2 separate regions of the Homo sapiens genome follow, and region 2 is linked to region 1. The links are chromatin loops, found by intact Hi-C in ENCODE. Cell type or tissue: HCT116. All regions are shown on one strand. Each heading gives the region's core, and the rest is flanking DNA. Links, peaks and the distances in the headings are about the cores only. Region 1 overlaps HEATR5A (HEAT repeat containing 5A). Region 2 overlaps HECTD1 (HECT domain E3 ubiquitin protein ligase 1).

The links. Peaks named below come from ENCODE experiments on the same cell type or tissue, not always from the same donor. Only the 100,000 strongest peaks of a DNase experiment are listed, where the experiment ranks them.
Region 2: it touches region 1 in a loop (2.2-fold over the local background); 35 of 110 quality-filtered maps call a loop at or near these places.

The regions. Positions count from the first base shown.
Region 1 is chr14:31,350,985-31,359,326 of GRCh38, reverse strand. HEATR5A (HEAT repeat containing 5A) reads left to right here. Exons shown (of 36, transcript NM_015473.4): 15 at 270-433; 16 at 515-690. Among named protein-coding and RNA genes, the nearest start is that of HEATR5A, 65 kb to the left of the region's middle. In HCT116, for the core only: a CTCF peak has its summit at 3,154 (motif pointing right); a DNase peak (open chromatin) is centred at 3,146.
Region 2 is chr14:31,133,076-31,141,417 of GRCh38, reverse strand. It overlaps HECTD1 (HECT domain E3 ubiquitin protein ligase 1), which reads left to right. Exons shown (of 43, transcript NM_015382.4): 19 at 1,421-1,526; 20 at 4,753-4,887; 21 at 5,803-5,942; 22 at 6,223-6,546; 23 at 7,743-7,909; 24 at 8,004-8,180. Among named protein-coding and RNA genes, the nearest start is that of HECTD1, 71 kb to the left of the region's middle. In HCT116, for the core only: no CTCF peak of the experiment used is centred there; a DNase peak (open chromatin) is centred at 3,937; H3K4me3 peaks cover 337 bases; H3K27ac peaks cover 801 bases.

The sequences.
Region 1 (8,342 bases), core at 116-8,115:
TACACACACACACACACACACACACACACACACACACACTCTTACACTTTGAGATGTTCTTTTAGTATCCATTCTTAACCTTGTTACTAGCAACACGTAGTTGAGCCAGTCATTTCTAGGGCAGTTTTCAAGGATGAGAAATACAGTCTTTTGGCTGTGATATGTTAAAGTTGGCCAGTGGGTGCATTAAAGCTCAACCTGAGTTTTAAATCCCATACTCTCACCAGATAATTAATAGTACTAATTGCTCTTTTTCTGTGACTCAACAGGAAACCTCTGTGCTATCCTCAGAGAGCTGGCTGCTGACTTGACTGCCCCTGATATTCAGGTGGCAGCATCTACATTTTTACTTCCACCCCTCTGTCATCAGGATGATCTTTTGATACTAAGTCCTTTCCTACAAGAGACTGACCATAGATTTATTGAAGAACAGGTATGGCCATTTTTTACTCTTGATTAGATTCAATCTGTGATCAGTGATTTTAAAACCTTATATACTTTTTTTCCCTTTTAGCTCCTGCTTGGTAATGGTGTTGCTTGCGGAAGTCTTGAATATGACCCTTATTCGATTTATGAGAAAGATGTAGAGGGAGATTCAGTGCCTAAGCCCTTACCTCCAGCACTATCAGTTATTAGTTCTGCATCCAAGCTCTTTGGGGTTGTATGCGCTCATGTGGGAGAAACTCAAAGGTAAATATCTTCAATGGTTCAGTGAATGGATAATAGAGAACTGGTGGGTAAGAAGAATGTTGCCAGAGATCTCATTAGCGTAAATGATTTCTTATAAATAACAGGTGAAGGTGAAATATAAGTTTTTGTTTAATTATTCACTTGGCTAATACTTAATAAGAAATGATTAAATGCCTAAAACCACTAGAACTGTTGTGGATACAATACTTTGCTCACAGCTTATCATCTAGCTGAAAATACAAATGAAAAATAATGACATAAGATACTGATTTATGAGCAGTCATTACAAAGACACATACTAGGTTTTTTCTTAGACTAGGTCTCATAGGCTTTCTTACCTTGGAAATTTTTTGGAACCATTAAAGGTCCAGGGATTTGTCTTCAGTTGGAGGGATTTTAAATGGTTTTTATCAGTTCACTTAAAATGAACTTTAGACCAGTGGTCCCCAACCTTTTAGGCACCAGGGACCAGTATGGCGAAAGACAGTTCGTCCATGGCGTAGGGATAGGAGGAGGTTTTGGGATAAAACTATTCCACCTCAGATCATCAGGCATTGTGAGGGGTGCACAACCTAGATCCCTCACATGCACAGTTGACAATAGGGTTCACACTCCTGTGAGAATCTAATGCCACTGCTGATCTGACAAGAGTTTGGCTCAGATGATAATGCTCGCTTGCCCGCCACTCACCTCCTGCTGTGCGGCCCAATTCCTAACAGGCCGTGGACCAGTACCAGTCCGTGGCCCACTGGTTGGGGCCCCCCTGCTTTAGAACACACACACATACACACACAAAGATAATAGATATTTAATTAACTTGATTGTGGTAATCTATTTCACAATGTATATATGAGCAAAGCCTCGTTAAAAACATCATGTTGTATACCTCATACTATGTAGGGATTTCCATCTTATGCTATTGTATGTGAAAAATTAATAAATACAAGATGTCCTCCCCAAAAAATGGACTTTGGTTTTGAAAAACCAAAGGGTGATAATGATTTCTCATTGAGAATGATAGTTTCTTAATTAGTAACTGGACATATACATTTCTCAGGCATCAAAATCCACTATCCAGGAAATTCTTGTTACTATCTGAAAAACGAAATGGGAAGTGAATCTCTCTCATAGGCTATTGTGGCTAATAATAGTTTACAAATCACTGTCATCCGCACTGATTCATTCATTCATTTCCTCTCTCTCGACCAACAACCATGCATTTGACTAGATCATAGCTTTTATTATATCTTCTTATCCAGTTATATCTTCCAGAGGATACCAGTTAGACAATTTACCTTTATCTCTTTGGTGAAGACTTAGAAAAATATTTTAATTTCATCACCAACACCTCTCTGAAACAGGTCTTGGGATGATGTGCTTTCATTGCATAGAAAAGTGAATGAAATTTATATTGATTTTTACTAGCTTCAGTTTCAAAAGATAGTGTTTTTTCCAAATGTATTTGTAGCATTTCCTGTAATACTGTAACTATAAGGTTATGGTGATAAGAGAATATATGACTGAATTGTTAATGAATGAAGAGGAAAATTACAGTGGTTTGGAATATTCAAAGAAAGATTCATGGAGAGGATGAAATTTGAACTAGTCTGTAACTGCCTTTTTATAGAGCATATAATTACTTTAGAATAATTAATTTGGATTAATATACCAATAACTACTGTGGATGAAACAGGGCTGGCCTTTTAAGCAAAGGATTTAAATTAAGCCTGTTCTTAAATGGTTCCACTATCTTTGATGGGTCTAAGGTGGAAAAGCAAAAAAGAAAATATACTTTTTACAGCCTTTCCTCTTAAAAAAGTGATTTTACTATTCTAGAGAAGTTTTCTTTTCGGATTTATTGCCCAATTGCAGTTTCAGGAAGATCCTTTCTTACTAAGTTTAATGAATTTTTTAATGTGCTCATAGTTTTTGTATCCCCACCTAAGTTATAATAATAATAATGAATATTCAAGGAAGGGGAGATTTTGTTTGTTTTGATAAAAACATTGAGAACAGATAAAAGCAAACCCTATCATTCTGTTTGGATTCTAACAAATTTGGAACAAACAGGATTCTAACTATTTTGGAAAAAAAATAGTAGGTGACCAGGCACAGTAGTTTACACCTGTAACCAAGCACTTTGGGAGGCCAAGGCAGGCAAATTGCTTGAGCCCAACAGTTCAAGAGCAGCCTAGGCAACATGCAAAACTCCTTCTCTACAAAAATAAAAAAATTAGCTGTGCATGGTGGTGTGCAACTGTAGTCCCAGCTACTGAGGAGGCTGAGGTGGGAGGTTCGCTTGATACTGGGAGTTAGAGGTTGCAGTGAGCCAAGATCTCGCCACTGCACTCCAGCCTTAGCAACAGAGCAAGACACTGTCTCAAAAATATATTTATAAAGAAGTGGCCTGGCAAGATCCCAGATACAGAAAGTGGGTTATAAGCAGTTATCCACAGTCTCCAGTAGGTGTCGTTACAGAACCAGAAGATAGAAACTACATGAATAGGGAAGTTAAGTTTCTAATTTCCTGTTATGCCAGATATGATATTTATGTAAAATATCAGGCTGTTTGCTTTTTGGCCTTACATTTGAGTTCTAGAGAAGAAAGGTCTTAATTAAAGTATCTAAATTTAAACAGCAACCGAATATTTCAAGCCATTTTGTTGTTATTGTGGTTAGCCTTATGTTTAAACAGTTGTGTAACATGTGGTTGTCCTAAGGTTGGAAATAATACTTACGTAATATAAATTAATGCACAATTTATTAATGCATATGTAATTGTCTTTTAAATTAGTTGATTCTCTCTATTCTGACTGTAGGGTTCTAACGTAAAAATGTTTACCGGTTGGAAAGTCAAGATATTTTATACAGAAAAGAAATAATATTGATCTCAATCATGTATTGTTTGTGGTTACTTTTTTTTTCTTTGAGACAGCCCAGGCTGGAGTGCGGTGGCTCACTGCAACATCCGCCTCCTGGGTTTCAAGTGATTCTCCTGCCTCAGCCTCCCAAGTAGCTGGGATTACAGGCATGCACCCCCATGCCTGGCTAATTTTTGCATCTTTTAGTGGAGATGGGGTTTCATAATGTTGGCCAAGCTGGTCTCAATCTCCTGACCTCAGGTGATCCGCCCTCCTCGGCCTCCCAAAGTGCTGAGATTATAGGCATGAGCCACTATGCCCAGCCTGTGTGTGGTTACTTTATTTTTTGTTTTGTTTTGTTTTGAGACAGAGTTTTGCTCTGTCAACCAGGCTGGAGTGCAGTGGCACCATCTCGGCTCACTGCAACCTCCGCCTCCCAGGTTCAAGTGATTCTCCTGCCTCGGCCTCCCGAGTAGCTGGGACTACAGCACACGCCACCATGCCTGGCTAATTTTTATATTTTTAGTAGAGATGGGCTTTCGCCATGTTGGCCAGGCTGTTCTTGAACTCCTGACCTCAGGTGATCTGCCCCCGTCAGCCTCCCAAAGTCCTGGGATTACAGGTGTAAGCTACTGCTCCTGGCCTGCGTTTGTGGTTGCTTTTAAATAGATTTTCATCTAATTGCAAAGAATGAGTTGATTAATTCACCTGAGGATTGTTCCACCCCTGACTTGCACATTGGAATTATCCAGGCAAATTTTTAAGATACTGAAGATCCTGATTAGTATGGTATGCATACTATGGTGGTGGGCACTGAAAGTTTTTAAACTCCTTAGGTGATTGTGATAAATGGACTGCTTCAACAAATGATGTCACTTGGGAATGGATGGACAGAGAGGAAAAGCTTAAACAGTTATAATTCTCAGTAGTAAAAAATTTTGCCATTATATACCCTCTAAAAAGTATTATTTTGTTTTTGTTTGTGGTTACTGTTTTGTGTATACTGTGTGTACCCCCTGTCTAAAGGGTTTATAATGTAAAATGTATAATGTAAAATAAATCAACATTTTCAAATGTTACATCTTCACCCTTTATTCAGTTAACTGCACTTTTATTCCATCTAGACTCAAAACTTTTAGTACCTATCATTTCATTCCAAACTGATAATTATATGTTATAATTGATACTACTTATGAGTACTAATTCAGTATTACTAAAAATAACTCATCTCCATCTTCCTGAAGATCAGAATCTTTTGTTGAGATCTCTATAGGAATTGGTGTCATATATCTTGAATCCTTGATTAGTTAATAGTGTATTCAATCTCTTTCAGGATTGGGGGGCAGAAGATGAAGAAAAAGATTTTGAGCTCTGACAATCCTGTTTTGTAGTCTTTGGTCCATGAATGTGGTCAAGAAATAATTGTATAGGTCAACTTATAGTACAGTGCAACAAATTCTTAATCTCTAACCTTACGTATTTTTATAACTTCCAGTGCGATACAATTTCATGATAACAGATGTAGGATATGATCTAATAATGACGTTATAGGTTTTTAAACTTGGGAGCTTGATCATACAGTTATTCTTAATTCCCCATTGTTGTCACATTTACCCTCCGTAATCTTCCTGTAGGTTGCTTTGGACATAAATATGTTCTTAAAAAAAAAAAAATGCCGGCCAGGCGCAGTGGCTCACTCCTGTAATCCCAGCACTTTGGGAAGCCGAGGCGGGCGGATCACGAGGCCAAGAGATCAAGACCATCCTGGTTAACACGGTGAAACCCCGTCTCTACTAAAAATAAAAAAAAATTAGCCAGGTGTAGTGTGGGCGCCTGTAGTCCCAGCTACTCAGGAGGCTGAGACACAAGAATGGCATGAACCTGGGAGGCAGAGCTTGCAGTGAGTTGAGATCACGCCACTGCACTCCAGCCTGGGCGACAGAGCGAGACTCCATCTCAAAAAAAAACAAAAAATGCCTTAAATATGGACTTAAACAATGGGCAGAAAACTTTTCTTGTTTGTTTTTGTGATTTTTTTTTGAGGCAGCGTCTCATTCTGTCATCCAGGCTGGAATGCAGTGGTGCTATTTTGCCTCACTGCAGCTTCAGTCTCCCAAGCTCAAGCAATCGTCCTGCCTCAGCTTCCTAAGTAGCTGGGTCTACAGTCAGGCACCAATACACTGGCTAATTTTTTTTCTTTTTAGTGGAGATAAGGTCTCACTATGTTGCCTAGGCTGGTCTCGAACTCATGGGCTCAAGCGATCCTCCTGCCTCTGCCGCCCAAAGTGCTAGAATTACAGGCGTGAGCCACCAGAAAAATTTTCATATGCAAGATACTTAGCATGTTATTTGTAATAAGAAAAATTAGAAATAGCCTAAATGTCCCAAACTAGGAAGTTGGTTAAATAAATTATGTTGCCAGAATATACAATACTAGTAGCTATTCAGTAATACTATTATAGTAAAACCATATAATAGTTAATAAGATGGGAAAATCCCTGATAATATTGTTTAGGGGAAACAAAACAAGTTATTAACAAAGTATGTACAATACAATCTCTGTTTTCTAAAAATTTTACTCATATGTCTAAGGGAGAAAAGAACAAAGATGTCAAAATGTTAATGGCGGCTCTTTGTAGGTGGTGGGATTTGGGGTAAATTTTATTTTTTTTTTAATGTGCTTTTCTGAGTTTTTCAAATTTATTACGATAAATACAATTAACCTTGAAGTAAGGAAATAAGTACTTTTCTAAGTATTCTTAGTGTTCCACCATTTTTATTACATTTTATTTTTATTTTTATTTTTATTTTTTATTTTTGGAGATGGAGTCTCGCTTTGTCACCCAGGCTGGAGTACAGCGGTGCCATCTCAGCTCACTGCAACCTCCACTCTTGGCTCAAGCAGTTCTCCTACCTCAGCCTCCCAAGTAGCTGGGAGTACAGGCACATGCCACCACGCCTGGCTAGTTTTTATATTTTTAATAGAGATGGAGTTTCACCATGTTGTCCAGGCTGGTCTCAAACTCCTGACATCAGGTGATCTTCCCACCTTGGCTTCCTAAAGTGCTGGGATTGTAGGTGTTTGCCATTGCGCCTGGCCTTTATTACATTTTATAAATTGATTTTATACATACTGCTTTCCCCAACCCTTATGATGTACACATAGCCTCGATACCTTCCTTTTTACTCTTTAACTCCTTGTACAGTTAGGTTTTTTAAAGGCACGATCCCCATGTCTATTCTGATTTGATAATAAAATTGCCATTTACAGGACAGCTTGCCTTGTAGCCTCAGCAGAATGATGGAGATCTAGTTTTAAAGGACTTAGGGATATTATTGAAAGTACATGAAGGTCAGATGAAAGTATATCCATATTTTCATGTTCAGCCAGTCATGCCGTGTGTTTAATTACCTGATGCTGTTGTCTTTTATGCTTGCTTAATAAGCACACCTGACTGCCTACTACATGCCAAACACAAGATATTAGGGAGATGAAGATAAAATTATAAGCTTCCTGCCATCAAGATAATTTACAACTGAAAAAGTTATCTTCAGCGTATTTCAGGTTTCTCATTTAAAGGGAGAAAAGAGGGAAAATGAAGTATAGGGCACAGAAACAATGTTTTAAAGAGAAATTAATGGTAAGATGGGGTGGTTTATTTTATGGTTACATGTATTTAATCTTGACATAAGGAATTAAAACCTCTGTGCTATAAGGACATGAAATATTGTGTGTATTTATCTTAATTAGAATTGTGAAAATTCGAACATTTTTCTCACCAGTAGCAGAGTGGTTGAATAAATTTTAGTATGTGTATATAATGAAATTTGGATTCACAAACATTATAAAAGAAGAAAAATGACCAGGCACAGTGGTTTACCCCTATAATCCTAGCACTTTCAGAGGCCGAGGCTGGAGGATCGCTTGAGCTTAGGAGTTCAAGACCAGCCTAAGCAACATAGTGAGATATCATCTCTTTTAAAAAAAAAAAAAAATTAGCAGGGTGTGGGTAATGTGTTCCTATACTCCCAGGTACTTTGGTGGCTGAGGCTGGAGGATCACTTAAGCCCAGGAGGTCGAGGCTGCAATGAGCTATGATGGCATCTATAGCTAACCAGAAGCACCATAGCTCTTTGGATCCCCAACTATGCTTTGAAAATATACTTGGGACTATACTATATGTAAAACAATTTTAACTCTTGCTTTTTTCATTTAACATTACCTTTTTAGCACTTTTCACATCATTTTTATTGTTTTTTTTTTTTTCTTTCTTTCTTTCTCTGAGACAGGATCTTGCTTTGTCACCCAGGCTGGAGTACAGTGGCATGATCATAGCTCACTGTAACCTTGAACTCCTGGGCTCAAGTGACCCTTCTGCTTCAGCCTCCTGGGTAGCTAGGACTACAGTCATGTGCCACTATGCCTAGCTAACTTTTTGATTTCTTGTAGCATCAGAGGTCTCACTGTGTTGCCCAGGCTGGTCGTAAACTCCTAGCTTCAAGCAGTCTTCCTGCCTTGAATTCTGTGAGGCTATGTGTTACATATAATATTTGTGGAGTTATATCAATATTGACTACATTTGTTGGTATTATCTCAAATTTTAGTTTTCCAGTTATTGGAATGTGCATTCTCATGCTTACAATTACTGCAGTAGTTTAAAGAACCTAAAGTGTGAAGTTTAAATGGTATTGAGAGGCCAGGGGCAGTGGTTCACACCTGTAATCCCAGCACTTTGGGAGGCCAAGGTGGGCGGATCACTTGAGATCAGGAGTTCAAGACCAGCCTGGCCA
Region 2 (8,342 bases), core at 169-8,168, 220 kb after region 1:
TGTTTAAGATAGTTGAAAATTTGAACACTGATGAAATGTTTGATAATATTAAGTAATAATTGTTCTTTTTAAAAGTGTAATACTGTTTTTTTTTAAAAAATAATTCTTTTGTTAGATTTATGTACAAAGACTATCTCTGGATGAAATGATAAGCTCTTTAGTATTTTTTCAAAATATATAAGAAGAAGTAGGCCAGGCACGGTGGCTCACGCCTGTAATCCCAGGACTTTGGGAGGCTGAGGTGGGTGGATCACTTCAGGTCAGGAGTTCGAGACCAGCCTGGCCAACATGGCAAAAACCCATCTCTACTAAAAATACAAAAGTTAGTTGGGCCTGGTGGTGGGCGTCTTTAATCCCAGCTACTCGGGAGGCTGAGGCAGGAGAATCCCTTGAACCCTGGAGGCAGAAGTTGCAGTGAGCTGAGATTGAGCCACCGTACTCCAGCCTAGGTGACAGAGTGAGACTCTATAACAAAAAAAAAAAAAGAAAAAAACCTGGATGGAGATTGGCCATTAGTAGCTAATTGCTAAAGCTGGGTTGATAAAGGTTCATTATATTATTCTGTGTACATTTGAATGGGATTGCACTTGTCAAATAACAAGTTATACAATTTATTCAGATAATTGTGTTAATTTCAAATTTCATTTTTAATGAATGCATATTATATCTTTATGGATGTATAATGTTTTGAAGTATTACTGTGTTTTAGCTCTTTGCAAACTATTACTAATACTTAAATATACTAGTCTCAATGGAAGCATCTTTTTACATAAATTCCGTAAGTGGTAATACTGTGTTATAGGTTATAGATGATTTCTTTTTTTTTTAAGAGATGGAGTCTTGCTGTGTTGCTGAGGCTGGAGTCCAGTGGCTATTTACGGGTGCCAGAATTTTGCACTACAGCCTTAAACTCCTGGGCTCAAGCAATTCTCTTTTCTCAGCTTCCCTTGTAGCTGGGACTCCAGCATATACCACCTTGCCCAGCTCTGCAAGACGATTTTTGAAAGTTCTTGATTCAAATTTTCACATTGTTTTCCGGAAGTGTCATTGCAGTTTACACTAATAATGAGAAAGTATATGTTGTGATACCCTAGCCATCAAATATTTTTTCAAAACTTTGTTGCTTTATATTCTTTTTTATTTATCAAATATTATCCAGTAAAATTATTTAAACTTTAAAAATAAATCATACATCTGCTTTAAATATAATTAAGTTTTTATTAGAAAAATGAAATGTTTTATTCTTAAGTAAAGGAAATTGAGTTGTGAGAGTATTTCTACTCAGACATAATCTAATACAAAAATTAAACTGTAGTCATGAAAAAGTAGGGGTATATATTGAAGTTGATTACCATATTTTCTGCATGAACATTTACATGTAGTTATACAAAACCTCTTAATAATAATTATTTCTTCGCAGTCGACCAGCAGTTGCGTTAATTCGAAAGTTAATAGCTGTACTAGAATCTATTGAACGTCTACCTCTCCATTTGTATGATACACCAGGATCCACATATAACCTCCAGGTAACCATAAAAAATGTAGTAGCTAGTATTGCTGAATGCATCTAGGAACAGTGTGACACTTTTCTTTAAAAAAAATTATTTTCTTTCACATCGGATTAAAATAAAAATGATTCTACTTAATCTTTAAAGATTTTAGCTTATATGCCATTTGATTGATCTTAATGACTTGAAGTCTGTTTTGTTTGATCAAATCACTGGAAAATGATGCATTCATTTAATATTTGTTAAAAGCATTATATTTCGTAGATCATAAGTGGCAAAAGGTATCAGTGGAAAAAGCTGAGAAAAGGGTTCCTCTTATTCTACAATTATGAGTCAGTTCTGTCTTAGTCCATTTGGGCTGCTGTAACAAAATTCCTGCGAACTTAATAAACAGAAATTCATTGCTCACAATTCTGGTGGCTGGGAAGTCCAAGATCAAGGTGCTAGCAGATTTGGTGTCTCGTGAGGGCCTATTCCTCTTAGATGGAACCTTCTAACTGTGTTCTCACATTGTAGAAGGGATGAACAAGATCTCTCAGGCCTCTTTTATAAGGACACTAATCCCATTCATGAGGGCAGAGCCCCCCCAGAAGTTCCACCATCCAACACCACTGCACTGGGGATTAAGTTTTAACACATGAATTTTGCGGGGACACAAACATTCAGACCATGGCAAGTCCCTTCCTTATCACTATATTGTAAACATAAGAAAAAAAGTCAAGATATTTTAAGCACAATTTTTTTCGGGTCTTTATGTCAGTGGTTAGAGTCAGATTGCCCAAGTCTTCACTATTCCTATCAATCACATGGTTTCATAGCCTCTTTTCCTTCCCTCCTCCTCCCCATACAGATATATATATATATATATCTGTATATAATATGTAACTTCCTATTTACATTCTCATTCATTCAATTATTCTTTTCTTTAGTAGCTGGGATCTAGATGCAAACAAACAATACATTTTACTAATGTCCTAGCCCAGAACTTTATCACTTTTTTTGTGGGTTTTTTAGTGTTTCCTAGCAAGGCCTTCTGCTTTGAATTTTGCCTTTATCTAAACTGTTCTGCATTCTACTGCATGGAATAGTTTCTTTTGAATAATAGCCTTTAATGAGTGATTGAGGATCTATATATGCCAAAGCAATGCAAAGCTAACAAAACTTGCCATACCTCTGAGAACCCAATACTGTTATCAGTGCCACTAGACTCCCAAACTAGAGTACTTATTTAGGGAGTTTTACAGTGCAGTAGTTGCACCTGATATTCTATATGTAAAAGATGTGGAGGGCTACTTTGTGTTTTGTTTCAGACAGAATAACAGGAGTAATGGGGACTGTTTGGTCCATTGTTTTTAAGCTTTATTCCTGGTAAGTGGATGAGTTGGAGATAAGTCTCAAAGACAGTGCACCGATGCCTTTTATTATGCATTTTTCACTTCAGGAGATTGTGCAAGATCCAAAGAGAGGAAGGCCAGGAATGTGCTCTCTGGTAATTTTGCTGTCTAAAACTACCGAAATGCACATATAAATCTTTAATTGTTTTTATAGGAATTAGTTAAGATTTATACAGAAATGAATCTACCTAAAATTGCTAGTCCTGTGCTTGTTGCTTACTAAAATGTATTGGATTAAAAACTATTTTGCATCTTTTAAAGTTTATTAGCCTTTGATTATACAGGTTGAGTATTCCTTATCCAAAATGCTTGGAACCAGAAGTGTTTTGGATTTTATAATATTTGTTACCGATTCAGCATTCCTAGTCCAAAATCTGAAATGCTCCAGTGAGCATTTGAGCATCATGTCAGTGCTCAGAAAGTTTCAGATTTTGGAGCATTTCAAGATTCCAGATTTGTAGATTAGGGATGCTTATCCTGTAGAATATATTCTAGCGGAGTAAGCTAATTAGCTACTTTTCAAAAACTTACCTGGAAAATTGTGAGTTATAAGTCACTTTGATTAAGAAGTTTTATAAGTTTATTTAAACTGTGTATATTTAGAAGTTAAGAAGTTTTGTAAGTTTATTTAAACTGTGTATATTTAGAAGTTGTTTAGAAATTCTAGGAAGTTAAGTTTGTCTTTTACTTGATAGCCACTGTAACTTACTTAGTGTCCCTTTTATAAAAGAATCTTTCCTGTTGGATTGTTTTCTTTTTTTTCTTTTTTTCTTTTCAAGACTGGGTCTAGCTCTGTTGCACAGGCTGGAGTGCAGTGTCGTGATCTCAGCTCGCTGCACTCTCCGTGTCCCAGGCTCAGCTGATCCTCCCGCCTTAGCCTCTCCAATACCTGGGACTACAGGCATGCATGCCTGGCTAATTTTTTGTTGGTTTGTTTGTTTTAATATGTAGAGATGAGGTCTCACTGTGTTGCCCAGGCCGGTCTTGAACTCCTAGGCACAAGCAATTGATCCTCTTGCCTCAGACTCCTGAAGTGCTAGGATTACAGGTCTGAGTCACTGTGCCTGGCCTAAAGAATGTTTAATAGGCTGGGCGTGGTGTCTCACGCCTGTAATCCCAGCAGTTTGGGAGACCAAGGTAGGCGGGTCACCTGAGGTCAGGAGTTTGAGACCAGCCTGGCCAACATAGTGAAACCCATCTCTACTAAAAATACAAAAAGTAGCCGGGCGTGGTGGCACGCACCTGTAATCCCAACTACTCAGGAGGCTGAGGTAGGAGAATTGCTTGAAGCCGGGAGGCAGAGGTTGCAGTAAACCGAGATCACTCCACTGCACTCTAGCCTGGGCAACAGGAACAAGACTCCCATCTCAAAAAAAAAAAAAAAAAAAAAAAAAGGCCGGGTGTGGTGGCTCACGCCTGTAATCCCAGCACTTTGAGAGGCCAAGAAGGGTGGATCACGAGGTCAGGAGATCAAGACCATCCTGGCTAACAAGGTGAAACCCCGTCTCTACTAAAAAATACAAAAAATTAGCCGGGCGTGGTGGTGGGCGCCTGTAGTCCCAGCTACTCAGGAGGCTGAGGCAGGAGAATGGCATGAACCCGGGAGGTGAAGCTTGCAGTGAACCGAGATCGCGCCACTGCACTCCAGCCTGGGCAACAGAGTGAGACTCCGTCTCAGAAAAAAAGAAAAAAAAAAAGAATCTTTGATAGAAAACAGACATTTGTTCATAGTTCTATTATGTTTATAGTTAATAAATCCAAATCTCAGTTGTTTTAGGGTATATCATTTTTTACAATTCTGAGACAGAAACCAAGACGTTTTCCAGAGTATTTTGATCGTTTTTGTGTAGATACTTACAAGGAGATTACGATTTCGGTTGGAACGTGCACCTGGTGAAACTGCATTGATTGACAGGACTGGCAGAATGTTGAAGATGGAACCTTTGGCTACAGTTGAATCTCTGGAACAGTACCTTTTGAAAATGGTGAGTTTCTGGCAAGGGCACGGTGAAATAAGCATTCTGAGCTGTGGTTTAGCCTTTTAGGACAATAATTTGGGAAGTATATATCCAGAGTTATGGTAATACAGTTTGGCCCAGTAATTCCATTTTAGAACTGATTTCTACATGAAGATGTTTATTATAATTTTGTAATATTGAAATAGTAAACAAAAACCTTAATTCCAATCAATAAATTAATGTTAAATAGATAATTCATATTAAAAATTTAAATTTAATTGACAAATGTGTGTGATAATTATTTCTATTAATTTGAGTATCATATAGCCATAAAAATGTATAAAGACTAATGATAACAGAAAAATGTTTTTGTACAGTATGATCAAGAATTTGTTTTATCCTATCCATTGAAATAATAAACTAAAGAAATACTCTGTGATTATTAATAGTGAGGTGCTTTGGTTGTGGGACTTTTTATTTTTCTTTATATTTTTAAATGAGCATTTGTTTTTTGTTTTTGTTGTTGTTGTTGTTTTGTTTTGAGACAGAGTCTTGCTCTGTTGCCAGGCTGGAGTGCAGTGGCACAATCTCGGCTCACTGCAACCTCCGCCTCCCAGGTTCAAGTGATTCTCCTGCCTCAGCCTCCCAAGTAGCTGGGACTATAGGCACCTGCCACCACGCCTGGCTAATTTTTGTATTTTTAGTAGAAACGGGGTTTCACCATGTTGGCCAGGGTGGTCTCCATCTCTTGACCTCATGATCCACCCACCTCCGCCTCCCAAAGTGCTGGGATTACAGGCGTGAACCACCGCACCCGGCCTAAATGAGCATTTGTTATAATAAAAGAAAACAATTCACATTAAAGAGATAGGAAAAAAGTAGGTAACGTGCTTGAAAACAGCATTATTAAGGTGACTGTCTTTCATATTTTCTTTGGTTTAGGTAGCAAAACAGTGGTATGATTTTGACCGATCTTCATTTGTTTTTGTTCGAAAATTAAGAGAAGGACAAAATTTTATATTTCGGCACCAGCATGATTTTGATGAAAATGGAATCATTTACTGGATTGGAACAAATGCAAAGTAAGTCAGTCATTTTACTTTAAGCTGGAGTGACCATATTCACTTGGTAAAAGAATTCTAGGAAGTAGAATAAAATTGTTAGCACTCTGAATATTCTGTGGTTTAAGGAATTTTGACTTGTAGGTAGAAGTTAAGATTATCCAAATTACTTTTTATGAGGAAAAAATGTCTAAATTGCTAATTCTAGAATTGTACTTAATATAATTCTGTATTTAAAACCTTGTGCAAATGCAATTATCTTAACGTTGTTATTTGCTAATTTTTCTTTATTTTTGTATAGAACTGCTTATGAATGGGTAAATCCAGCTGCCTATGGACTTGTAGTAGTAACGTCATCAGAAGGAAGAAATCTACCTTATGGCCGCTTAGAAGACATACTAAGTCGTGATAATTCAGCTTTAAATTGTCATAGCAATGATGATAAGAATGCCTGGTTTGCCATAGATCTGGGTCTCTGGGTGATACCATCAGCATATACACTTCGTCATGCTCGTGGTTATGGAAGGTCTGCACTGAGAAATTGGGTTTTCCAGGTATCCAAAGATGGACAGAACTGGACTTCTTTGTATACCCATGTTGATGACTGCAGTCTCAATGAACCAGGGTTAGTTGAGGAGTCTTTGCAAATTGGAAAACTCACTAAAGAGCTTTGTTTATTTTTATAATTTTATACTCTAGAGCTCTCTTCCTTGTGAAATATTGAAGCAAAATTTTCTTTCTAAAAACAAATCACTTGATACTTTAGGCATTAAAACTTTGAAACACTGACTTTACTAAAACTTTGTCAAAAGGTTTAGTTTAAATAATAGAAAGCCGAGCTATTTTACACTGTATCTTAGCCAAAAGGCTGAGATGCTGTGAATATTTATTTTAAAAATTGGTATATAGCTGTATATACATACGCGCGCACACACACACACACACACACACACACACACACACACACACACACACACATTTATGCATACACACACAGCCCACTAATGGAAACAAGTGAAATAAACTTTCCATAAACTCTCCATATAATCACATAATACTTAGGAATGTTCAACATATTAGCAGTGGCTATTGCTCGTTATAGAATTAAGGCTGACTTAAAATGTTTTTATTTTTATCCTTAAATTTTATGTATTGAATAAGTTTTTAAAAGACAAGTCAGTAACTTCTAAAAAATTAGTTCTACTAAATTTTATTTATGCATTTTGGCACATATCAGGGGGTAGATTATGTACCCAAATTGCTTTTGGCATTTGATATGGTATGAGAGGAGCTTCTTAACATTAGGATTAATAGGTGATGTTTTCACCCCTTTCATGCTTTAAAGACAAAATATTAATACGTTATTTAAAAGTTTGCAAAAATGTTTTTAAGTCCGTTTTTCCATCATAAGAGAATTTCTCCTACTCTTTGTAAACCATCCTTTTTTTTTTTTTAAGGAGAATGGGGTCTTGTTATGTTGGCTGCTTTCTAACTTCTGGGCTCAAGTGATTCCCCTCACCTCAGCCACCCAAACACCACTGCACCCAGCATTTTGTCTTTTATCTTTGAATTATATTAATCATAAATCATTAATGTTATGAGTCAAATCAATAGCGTACATTTAAATGTTTCGTTTTTAACTTGTTCTCTTGACTACTTTTTTTCCTTTGATTTCTTGATTCTTGTAATGAACTGTTGAGTTAATATGAAAGTTAGTTTATTTTTTCTACAGGTCTCTGTTATATAAAAAATCTTTCCCATCTTGAATTTCTTTTTCATCTTTTAAAATATTACATAATTTTTTCTCTAACATATTAACAGGTCAACTGCAACTTGGCCTCTTGATCCACCAAAGGATGAGAAACAAGGGTGGAGACATGTGAGAATTAAACAGATGGGGAAAAATGCCAGTGGACAAACACACTACCTCTCATTATCTGGATTCGAACTTTATGGCACTGTAAATGGAGTATGTGAAGATCAGCTAGGTAAAGAGATGATACGAGGCTTTTCTAACTTACTAAAACAATTACTTTTGTAAAAAGTGATTTGGTTTTTATTTCTCCAATTTCTACCTGACAGGGAAAGCAGCTAAAGAAGCAGAAGCTAATCTTAGACGGCAGAGACGTCTAGTACGTTCCCAGGTTCTGAAATACATGGTTCCAGGAGCTCGTGTTATCAGAGGCCTGGATTGGAAATGGCGAGATCAGGATGGCAGCCCACAGGGAGAAGGCACTGTCACAGGAGAACTACACAATGGTGAGTAGGTGCTCAGCACTTTTGTGTAGAAAATGGGTAGTTAAATTTTTTCTTTTAAGATAATTTATAAATTGCATAAATGTATGAGCACTGTTTAGAAGAACTGTTGATACCACATTACAAATGGAAAAAAGGTAAAGAAAATAAGGGAAAATTTTAAGT